Linked DNA regions of Homo sapiens: region 2 is linked to region 1. Evidence: read pairs that join two places in POLR2A ChIA-PET (ENCODE). Cell type or tissue: Panc1. All regions are shown on one strand. Links, peaks and the distances in the headings refer to the core of each region. The heading gives the core; the rest is flanking DNA. Region 1 overlaps LINC01483 (long intergenic non-protein coding RNA 1483). Region 2 overlaps LINC01483 (long intergenic non-protein coding RNA 1483).

Evidence for each region. ChIA-PET counts read pairs that join two places held together with the same protein. Peaks named below come from ENCODE experiments on the same cell type or tissue, not always from the same donor. Only the 100,000 strongest peaks of a DNase experiment are listed, where the experiment ranks them.
Region 2: POLR2A ChIA-PET joins it to region 1 with 5 read pairs; 3 of 35 experiments call an interaction of 5 or more read pairs at or near these places.

The regions. Positions count from the first base shown.
Region 1 is chr17:69,691,867-69,697,257 of GRCh38, reverse strand. The region is part of intron 3 of LINC01483 (long intergenic non-protein coding RNA 1483); the gene reads right to left. Among named protein-coding and RNA genes, the nearest start is that of LINC01483, 100 kb to the right of the region's middle. In Panc1, for the core only: no CTCF peak of the experiment used is centred there; no DNase peak of the experiment used is centred there.
Region 2 is chr17:69,855,413-69,860,803 of GRCh38, reverse strand. The region is part of intron 4 of LINC01483 (long intergenic non-protein coding RNA 1483); the gene reads right to left. Among named protein-coding and RNA genes, the nearest start is that of LINC01497, 100 kb to the left of the region's middle. In Panc1, for the core only: no CTCF peak of the experiment used is centred there; a DNase peak (open chromatin) is centred at 3,233; H3K27ac peaks cover 2,185 bases.

The sequences.
Region 1 (5,391 bases), core at 144-5,143:
TCTGGAGGTGATGCTTGAATCTGCTCCTGCCCTTCTCCCACCACAAGGAAAATGAGCTTTAGAAAGCAGGCTTTACTGGCAGTGACAGAGATGGAAGTATGGAAGAACATTGGATTCTAAAATTAGCTTTTCCTGCAACCATAAACAGCTCCAATGTGTTAGTGGCTTAAGGCAACACACTACACACTTTTCTTTCCCTTTGTCATGTGAGGGCTGTGGGACTTCTGGCCTCCATTCACCCCCAAGTGTCTTCTCATTTCAGACCCAGGCTAAACAGCAGCCACTACTGAGACCTGCTGCTCTCAATATCCAGAGGCAGAAAGGGGCTGTCTCATTCTGTGTTTCCTTAAGAGTAGAAACATTTGGCAGAAGTCGTAAGGCAGCAGCTTGCAAAGGGAACTGGGGCCAACCTACTCCAGAAAACTTTCTACATGGATGTGTCATGCTTGCTGTCTCCCTACTGTCCAGAGCATGTTATGTATGGGCTAAGCCCAAAGTCAATAAGGTGAGGGCTAAGGGGGTTGGTGGGGGAGTGAAGAGAGTGGAGAATCCTCTTCCCATAAGGACAGGGCAAGTCATGTGACCATAGGCAGAAACATTTAATCCTCTTACAGAGAAGAAATAAAAATTTGGGAACAAAAATCCAATCAGCCAAAGTCCTTGGTGGCATTATTGAGCCACTAGTGAAAGTACCCCCAGGACCCTATTTCTGGATTTCCACTTCTGTGAGATAAGATACTTCCTTATTAAGTCTGAGTTTTCTGTGATTATGCTTTTTTAGAAAAGAGCACCTTAATTATGCAGAGAAAACACCAAATGATTTGCTCATATTCAGAAGTGGAGGAAGAAAACGCAAACTGTCAATGGACCAGGCAAAAGACAAAATGCTAGGCACTGATTCTCCTTCCCAAACAGATCAACGCTTTTCTCTCCAACTGTGAAAAGAAAGACAAGGCTTCCTAAAATGTTGGGGTAGTTCTGAGGCTAGATAATGAAGAACAAATACAGCCAGGAGGTTCAGGCAGTATGATGGGTGTGTATGAGTTTTTACAGGTTTTGTTCCCATTCAGTTAAGTACATGTATATGTGCCAATGAATCTGAGAAAGAAAGAAACTCAAATTGACATTATTTTTCCTTACCAGTTCAATCAGATATATCTTACAAGAAGAAAAATAAAATGTATCTCTTTATATCTTCTGTGGAGTCCTAATTAGGAAAAAAAAAAAAAAAAGTCAGGCTGGTGGGACCGAGGAAAAGCAAAAAGAGAAAGCAGATAGGCTATGAGTCTGTCTTGCCTTTCTTCATGGTCCAGGACATGCCCTCCTGCACAAATAACTCACCATCTTCCGGCGCCCAGCTATCACCAGACCCACGGCTGATAGAAAATTGTAAGTTAGCTCACTGCAACCTTGGCGTTATCAGTATTGCACAAAGCCCTCTTCAGCACACAGCACCATCCTATAAAATCCCCAGCAAGCCTTCGTCTCCTCACAGTCAGCCCCTCTCTTACTCATCTGCCCATTGCACCCTTGCAACATATTTTCATACTTTAATAAATCTTTCTTTTTCTTTTTTCTTTTTTTTTTTTTTTTTTTTGAGATGGAGTCTCGCTCTGCCACCCAGGCTGGAGTGCAGTGGCACAATCTCGGCTCACTGCAAGCTCCGCCTCCTGGGTTCATGCCATTCTCCTGCCTCAGCCTCCCAAGTAGCTGGGACTACAGGTGCCTGCCACCACGCCCAGCTAATTTTTTTTGTATTTTTAGTAGAGACGGGGTTTCACCGTGTTAGCCAGGATGGTCTCGATCTCCTGACCTCATGATCCGCCTGCCTTGGCCTCCCAAAGTGCTGGGATTACAGGTGTGAGCCACAAACGTGCCCGGCCAATAAATCTTTCTTTACCTACAACTATCTTGGTAAATTATTTTACCACCCACTCCATCGGCCTCAGATAGTCATGAACCACCTGCAACATTTTCCACTTACCCATTCCTTCATTTCAATATGCTCCAACATGGTCTCTCTGCCAGGCTAAAAAAGTATATAAATATATATCCATACATATCACTAAATATATAATTGTAGTTATATGTATGGTATACGCATATATGTAGATGGATTGATTTTTATATCTGTGTATGTGTTTTTTAACATATATGTACAATTTACATGAGAGAGGGCAGATTTTAGAGTCTATCTGATAAAACACAATCTTTTTTTATTATACTTTAAGTTTTAGGGTACATGTGCACAACGTGCAGGTTTGTAACATATGTATACATGTGCCATGTTGGTGTGCTGCACCCATTAACTCATCATTTAGCATTAGGTATATCTCCTAAAGCTATCTCTCCCGCCTCCCCCCACCCCACAACAGGCCCCAGTGTGTGATGTTCCCCTTCCTGTGTCCATGTGTTCTCATTGTTCAATTCCCACCTATGAGTGAGAACATGCAGAAAACACAATCTTATCATACGGAGTCTGGGAAGAGAGGTAGACCTAAATGATCTGCTTAAGCTACTGCTACAACCTAAAATGGCCTGGTAAGAACTTTTACTGAACTCACTGAAAGAAAAAAAAATTAATGAAAACATTCGAGCTGTACAAGAGGACAGAATCTAGGGAGTTACAACAATCATCTTTTGTTTCATTTTGCTTTATTATTTTTCTTTCTTTTTTTAAGAACATTGAAGCTGTGACCACAGAGGTGATTGGAGAATCACAGCCCTCCTGAAATGATATCCAAACAGAAAATTTTCCAATACATATCCTAAAATCACAGAGCATGTAATTCCACATCAGCTCCAGGAAAGCAGCATCTTTGCTTAGGATATGGAAATTTGGAAGCTCATTGCTATAATCTGTGGTTATGATTTCAAGCTCCCCCAGTGATGCCGGGAATCAAACCACAGACTCCTAGTGCTAGGAGCCTTTATTGTAATCCAATAAAACCTTAACAACTAGTCTTCATTTTTATGATAAATTAAGGGCCTCATTTGCTTTAAAGCAGCCCCTCTGCCCTGGAGTTTACCTCACTGTGGAAGCAGTCCTAGAGAAACACTCAATTCAGATGGGGTAAAGACGGTGGGGGAAAAAGAGCCCAGATTCCCCACCTTGGTTGGTTTCATGGGTTCAGAAACTTCAAAACAAGTGAAAAGCTCTCTTTCAAAAGAACTGATCTTTTAGTATGAGACTGTGCTTGGGATTTTTGACAATGTCTTATGGACACTGACTTCTTAACCTGGCACTTCAGTCAGTCACAGAATGTCACCTTGAAATCATAAAAGGGACATCTGGAACTGAGGCCATGTGTACTATCCACCCACTTTCAATTTAACTTTTTTATTTTATTTTATTTTGGCTAATTTGAATTTTTATTCAGAAGCTCAAATTCTGCTCCAAGTGCCACTATTTGCTTTGCTGTTATGTCATCTTTGTGAACTAATTTGTTGCAGAATGACCTTTAAGTCCAAAACAAACTTAAAACAAGGATCATATTTATTTCACAACATGAATTCCTTTCTAAGATCCAAGGCACTGGGACATCAAGCTACCCCAACATCTACATGTGTGTTTTTAAAGAATTCCAAAGGTCAGCTTAGAAGGGTCAAAAATGTTTAAAACCTACATTAGAGAGAAAATAAATTATGGCAAATTTGAAATGAAAAGTTTTTCAAATTTAAATTCAAGGTCTCAATTAAACCTTCCCCAAATTAAGAACAAAGTATAGGCAGCCATCTTTGCATCTCCCAATTATTCCATAACCAACACCTTAAAAAAAAAAAACATTTTAACGTTGAAGTTTCTGCATTTATTCAATTACTAATTAAATGTATTCATGTCATGTATTCATTCATGAGTAATGCATGTAGTAGGAAATGAATACGTTACACCAAAGAAGTTTCAAGACCAATATTCTAGTTCTAGGCAGCCAATTCACCAGCTCCGTATTCTCAGAAAATCAATCATTGTGAGAACTTAAAAATGAGGTAATTACTCTAGAGCTGATCTTTAGAAATAAGGTCTCCTTTTCAATACTACTAGTCTATTATTGAACACTAAGATTATCGATTAATATTAAAATTTGAATTTTAATTATATAAAAACATGTTAAATAGAAACATGGAGAAAACATTACTAAAGCATGCTCAGTTATCTATGAATAATCCAATTCACATTTAGATGATTCGGAGTCACTTGTAAATAATTATAATAACGGCTAATAGTTAATGCTCACTCTGTGATAGGCGCTGTTTTGTCCTAAATGCTAGACACACATACACTCATTAATTCTCATCCAAATCATGAGTTACATTCTATTAATATCTCTCATTGTACAGATGAGGATGCTGAGAAACAAAGAATTGAGTACCTGCTTATGTCTCATATTGCTATAAAGTTAGCCAATATCTAAATCCAGAAAATTTCATTCCCAAGTCTATGTCCTTAATCTACATTTAATGTCCCCAGTAAGTGAAGGGGAACTAGATTAAAGCAGTAAATATTGAATATGTTTCAGCAACACAGTTTATTCTGAATGCATACATTTAAATACCTATGTTTCTATACCATTCATATTTGGAGGAGATGTTTGTGTTTATTCAGAAAGTAGACAGTATAATGTATAGCTCTCCAAGCTTATCTCAGAAGCCCATTGATCCCTAGTAAACATGTCTTTTCTTCTGTTATTGACATATTTTTGGATGAAAGTATTCATAAGATAACTCATTTATAAAACACATACCACTTGTCAGGCAGTATGGATGGCAGTCTACAAACATGGTCCAAATAACTGGTGTCCCTGCATCAATGCTCTCAGTTAGTCATCTCTTACCCTCACTCTGGGCTTGGTGATGTGACCTTCCATGGCCAGTGAAATCATAGCAGTAGCAAATGGGATACTACCAGACTTGAAAGGTACTTACTCATTGGGTACTAGCATATCCTACTGTTCCTGGAAACACTGCTGGTTGGTAAAAAATTAATGGTCAAGTCTTCCCTGTTACCCCAACTGAAAACAAACCAGTCACCAGATATGTGAGTGAGGCCATCCTACACCAAAATATTCCAATCAAAAGACCCACCCAGACAATCCAGAGATTCTTAAGAAATAATACATGTTTGTTGTTTTAATCTACTAAGTTTTGGAGTGGTTTGTTATACCAAAAAGGCTAAATGATACATGCATTATGCCAAGTCCTTAACAAACATCATCTCATTTAATCCTCACAATAACCAGGCAAGGTTAACATAATGTGATTATGTTGTTTTCAGTATAAATAAAGTTGTGTCAATGAGGTACTTTAAATGTAGTTAAATTGCATGGGATCATAGAACTTAGTGTATCTCAAACCATAAGACACAAAGCATTTACTCATGACATTTGTCACTTA
Region 2 (5,391 bases), core at 328-5,327, 160 kb before region 1:
AAAATGTATATGCATTATTAATAATTAATTAGAAACAAAACTGTTCTAAATAATAATTTTCACAAAGTTTGCCTTTCAAGTAGGATATAGTATGTTTGGCAAATATTCGCTCCTACTAAAACAACTAGGGAGAAAAAAGGATAAATTAGAAAATTATATTGTTAAAGTCATCAGAAAACTATGGAAGCAATGAGAACTAGATGCAGTAAAATTCCAAACAGAGAAGAGCCCTTCCTAAGAGGGCTGGCAATCAATAGTTGTTTCTTCTGTGAGGGCATTTGCAAGTTTGGGCAAAAGCTGAGGCTCAGGCTTGGCACAGGTGGAGGAATTCCACTGCAGAAAACCAAGACGAATAATGCTTCTGAAAACTTCCGAATGGTAGATAGAGATCTGAAAGAGCGCAGACACATGACCCCAAAGGACATTTGCTGAGTGCTGAGGCAGTATAGGAAGTGGGGTGTTTATCTGTTCAGGGTGCTTAGGTGACAAAATCCTTCTATAAATACAACAGATTTGCAAGGTTATGAACCTGTTTGGGTGGAAGGTTAAAGGGCTTAATTTAAAGGATCCAAAAGATACACATTATATTACTGAAGAAGTAGAGACTCATTAGACTTTTCATCAAAACCCTGGTAAAGCCACAGTCAAAAAGGATGGGGCTGAAAGGGAGAGTAAAATTTTGCTCAATTTCTTGGTACTTAGGATAAAAGGTCCTGTTTTAAACCATGGCTCATCTCTTCCTCAAGATGTTTGACAGATATTGAAGCTACATGGGGCTGGAGGCTAAATAGTTAAGCTCAAACTCAGAAAAATTGAATTGAAGGGTTTAAGGTCTGAGGAGACACACATCTACCAAGATCACAATCAGAAGATCAGCGATATAGCAGAGGTGGGCTGAATCTATCTAAAACTACAATCCAGTTCTGACCAAGCTCAATTACTGATTAGATTTAAATGACCTGGCCAGCCACTGTGGCTTATGCCTGTAATCCCGGCACTTTGGGAGGCCGAAACAGGCAGATTGCTTGAGCTCAGGAGATTGACACCAGCTTGGGCAGCATGGCAAGACCCTGTCTCCACTAAAAATACAAAAAACTAGCCAGGCATGGTAGTGCATGCCTGTAGTCCCAGCTACTCAGGAGGCTGAGGTGGGAGGATCGCTTGAGCCTGGGAGGCGGAGGTTGCAGTGAGCCAAGATCACACCACTGCACTCCAGCCTGGGTGAAAGAGTGAGGCCCTGTCTCAAATAAAATAAAATAAAATAAATGAAATAAAAAAACCTTCCCCTCATATTATCTTCCCAAGAAAAGAAAGAACAATTCCCCTTGGGGAAAAATGACATTATAGTCATTATTTATAGATTTTTAAAATCTGTCATAAAATTTAAATTTAAAAAACCAAGAAACAAGATAATTTACCTCATAGTCAAAAGAAAAATTAAGCAAGAGAAGTAGAACCTCAGTTTATCCAGATAGTGAAATTTGTAAATAAAAATATTAAAATAACAATTATAGCTATGGTAAAACAGAGGAAAGGATGGTTAAAATAAAGAAATGAATGAAAAGATGCATAATGTAATAAACAACTTGAAGCTATAAGCATCAAATATACCTCCTAGAAATGAAAAATGCAATTATCTGAAACAAGGAATCCATTAGAACAATCTAGGCAATGCAAAACAAAAAAGATTAGTGAACTCAAAGACAAACCAATAGAAAAACATTCAAGCTGAAGAATGGAGGGGGTAAAGCATAGAAACAACAACAACAAAAGAGAAGAAAATTCATATGGGAGACATTCAATTGTAACATATTGTATTTGGATTTCCAGGAAAGGGTAGAAATGGACCAGTGAAGTATTCAAAGAAATAATGCAAATATTTTTTGGACTGATGAAAAGGAATAAATTGCAGACTTATAAATTCAGTAAACCCAAAGCAGGGTACCGTTCTTTTACTCTCTCCCTCTTTCTGTCTCTGTCTCTCTGTCTCTCTCTCTCTTTATCTCTGACACACACACGCACACACACACACACACACAGAGACACACTCCTAGGCAAAAGTAGGTTAAAACCATAAAGATCACATGGAAAATACAAAACATGAGCTACCAATATCAGTAACGTGAAAAGGGACATCACTACAGATGCAACAGATCTTTTAAAAATAATAACAGGATAATTGTGAATGACTTTATGCCAGTGAAATTTCCAGTAAAGTAAAATTTAAAAATTAAAAAAAAATCACAACCTATGAAACCTGACAAAGGAAGAAATTTAAAAATCTGAATTAAATATGTAATTATAAGACCTTCCTATGAGAATGACCCAGATCTGGAATGATTCACTAGTGAATTCATACATACATTTATGAATAAAATAGACCAATCTTATACAAACTTTTTTTAGAAACTAAGGGGAATAAAGGAAGTACTTCCTAACTCCTTTCTGAGAGCTTGGGACAAAACTTGATTCCATACCCTGAAAAGAAAATTTTAAAAAGAAATACTACAGACTAATCTTACTCATAAACTTAGAGGCAAAATTTTTTTTAAAAATTGGAAAAGTGAATTCGGTAATATGTAAAATGAGTAATACACCATTTAAACAAGGCTTATTTCATGTAGCCAAGAGTGTATTAATATTCAAAACTTAATGTGATTTACTTAACAGTAATATTCAAAACTTAAAGTAATTTACTTACAAAAACTTAATGTAATTTACAACACAGTAGAAAATCATGCAATCATCTTAATGAATGCAGAAAAAATGTGACAAAATTTAACACCTGTTTATGGTTTTAAAAACTTATAAAATCATGAATAGCAGAAAGCTTGTTTAAACTGATAAGCACATCTACAAAAAGAAAACCCCTCATATTTAATGGTAAAATATGGAAAATTTTCCCCAACAACAAAAATGAGGCAAAGACTATTACTATTTATGTTCAATGTTGAAACAGAGATCTTGGCCATTTGAACAAAGCTATAAAAGTAAAGAAAATAAACACTCAAAAGGCCTATTATAAAACCACAGTAATTAAGACAATGTCATATTGGCACACAAATAGACAAAATGACTAATGATACAGAATGGCATTGATATAGACCAACTCATGTATGCTTCCTGATTTATGACAAGGCAGCACTGCAGTGAAGAGGGGGAAAGGTAGCCATTTCATTAAATGGTGCTGGGTCAGTTAGATAACCATATGGACAAAATGAGTCATCCCAGAAGGTTGGAAAGCATGGAGCTGTTGTGACCTGGCTTGTTATTGTTACATCAGCCAAGTCTATTGCATAGTCTCAGCCACCCAGTGTTTCCAGCTTAGATGATCCAATGTTGTTAAAATAGTAAATTTTTTTTTGCATCAGGATGAACATATGGTGGTCTCTTCCCTGTTCATCAGGATGTACATACAGTGGTCTTTTCCATGCTCACTTCAGAATTCTACTTGAAATTATTTCAAAAATTGCCTGAGTACCTGCAGTGTTCTATTATAAATTTGGCATGAAAGAACAAAAGAGAGGGAATAGTATCAAACAGATACACACAAAGTGAGTAATATTTGTCTTGCCAACATAGACTGCACAATGAAAGAAAAAAAAGGAAGAAAAAGAAAAGAAAAATTTGTCAAATTTCCATGAATTTGGAATTCAATCTGAACCATATGTAGCTCCAGATTAGGTCATATTCTCATGATAAAATTACTAATTTTGTCTTCAATTTTGTCTGCTACTCAGTATTTCCATGATCTCTTATTAGCTGATCTCATGCATTATTTATTTGGTCTGTATCATTCGAAGATAAGGGACTTTGAAGCCCTGAAGTTTCACCAGGAGGTTTGGTACTCAGTGATTAAGGTACAAGTGGAAAGGTAAGAGAGTTGGGTACAGTGGCACACAGACTCTGGAACAAAGTCCCCTTACTTGCTAGCAGTGTGATCTTGGGCAAGTTACTTCCTCTCCCTGTGCCTCAGTTTTCTTGTCTGTGGAATGAGTTTAATAATAGGACCTACTTCATTAGGTTGTTGAGAATATTAAGAGAGTTTGAGGTTAAGGCACTTAATATATAGTGCCTGACACATAATTAGTCCTAAAAAGATATTAGTTACCATTTTTAGGTTGTAAGAACCATACAGAAAATTCTTGTCCTTTAGACACTGGCTTTTTCTAATTGCATATTAACCCAGGCTTTCCACAAATTGTGGTGATTTGGAACGAATTAGTATTTGCCCCTTTAAGCTCAGTTTTCCCATTAGCAGAGGGCAACTATGCCTTTCTGGTTTCCCATCAGAGGCCAGTTGAGAATAAGAGGCAGTAGAGCAGAGTAGCAAAGATCTTAGGCTTTGGAGCCAGTGGCCTTAGTTTAAAACTCCTCTGATGGTTTCCAGCTGTGCTACCTTGCAGTGAATGATCTAATTCCTCTTCTCATCTTTAAAATGGGGACGTAATGGCATCAACTTCATAAGATTGTCAGGAGAGTTAAATAAGAATGCATTTAAATTGTTTAATGATCAGTTTATGTGATTACTAATAGTCATTGTGCTATTATTATTATTATTATTGTTAACAACATTGGTCCCAACATAGAAATGCTTTGAATTCACTGGTAAGGATGCATTTGAATAATTCAAAGAACATTATTATCTTTCAATTTTCAATAGCAGAGACTTCTTTTTTTTTTTTTTTTTTTTTTTTTTTTTTTTTTTTTTTTTTTGAGATGGAGTCTTGCTCTTGCTTTGTCACCCAGGCTGGAGTGCAGTGGTGTGATCTTGGCTCACTGCAACCTCTGCCTCCTGGGTTCAAGTGATTCTCCTGCCTCAGCCTCCCAAGTAGCTGGGACTACAGGTGCGTGCCACCACACCCAGCTAATTTTTTGTGTTTTTAGTAGAGACGGGGTTTCACTGTTTTAGCCAGGATGGTCTCGATCTTCTGATCTCATGATCCGCCTGTCTTGGCCTCCCAAAGTGCTGGGATTACAGGTGTGAGCCACCGCACCCAGCCTGAGACTTCACTTCTTTTAGCATGGTGTTGGTTATGCTCCAGGCACTTGAGTCTTTACCCAATTAAGATATTCATTGCAGACTCTTTGCAGTTATTTGTTGACACAGGTAATGTACAATATTCAGGCTCTCACCTAGTTAAATATTAGACGTGGTCCATAAAATATGTGTATAAACCAAACTCTCTTTAAAATGTAGTGTATCATTCATTTGCTCCAGAGTTTATGGACTATTCTTACAGAGGATCAAAGCTGATGATTTATATGTAAATAATTGAAATTAATCTTATTACCTTGTGATTTTAGGCTTTCTCCCAATCCCTATTACATTTCCATGACTCTCCTGATACTGATAGTCCAGTACTTGACTATGAAAAAAATACAAAACAA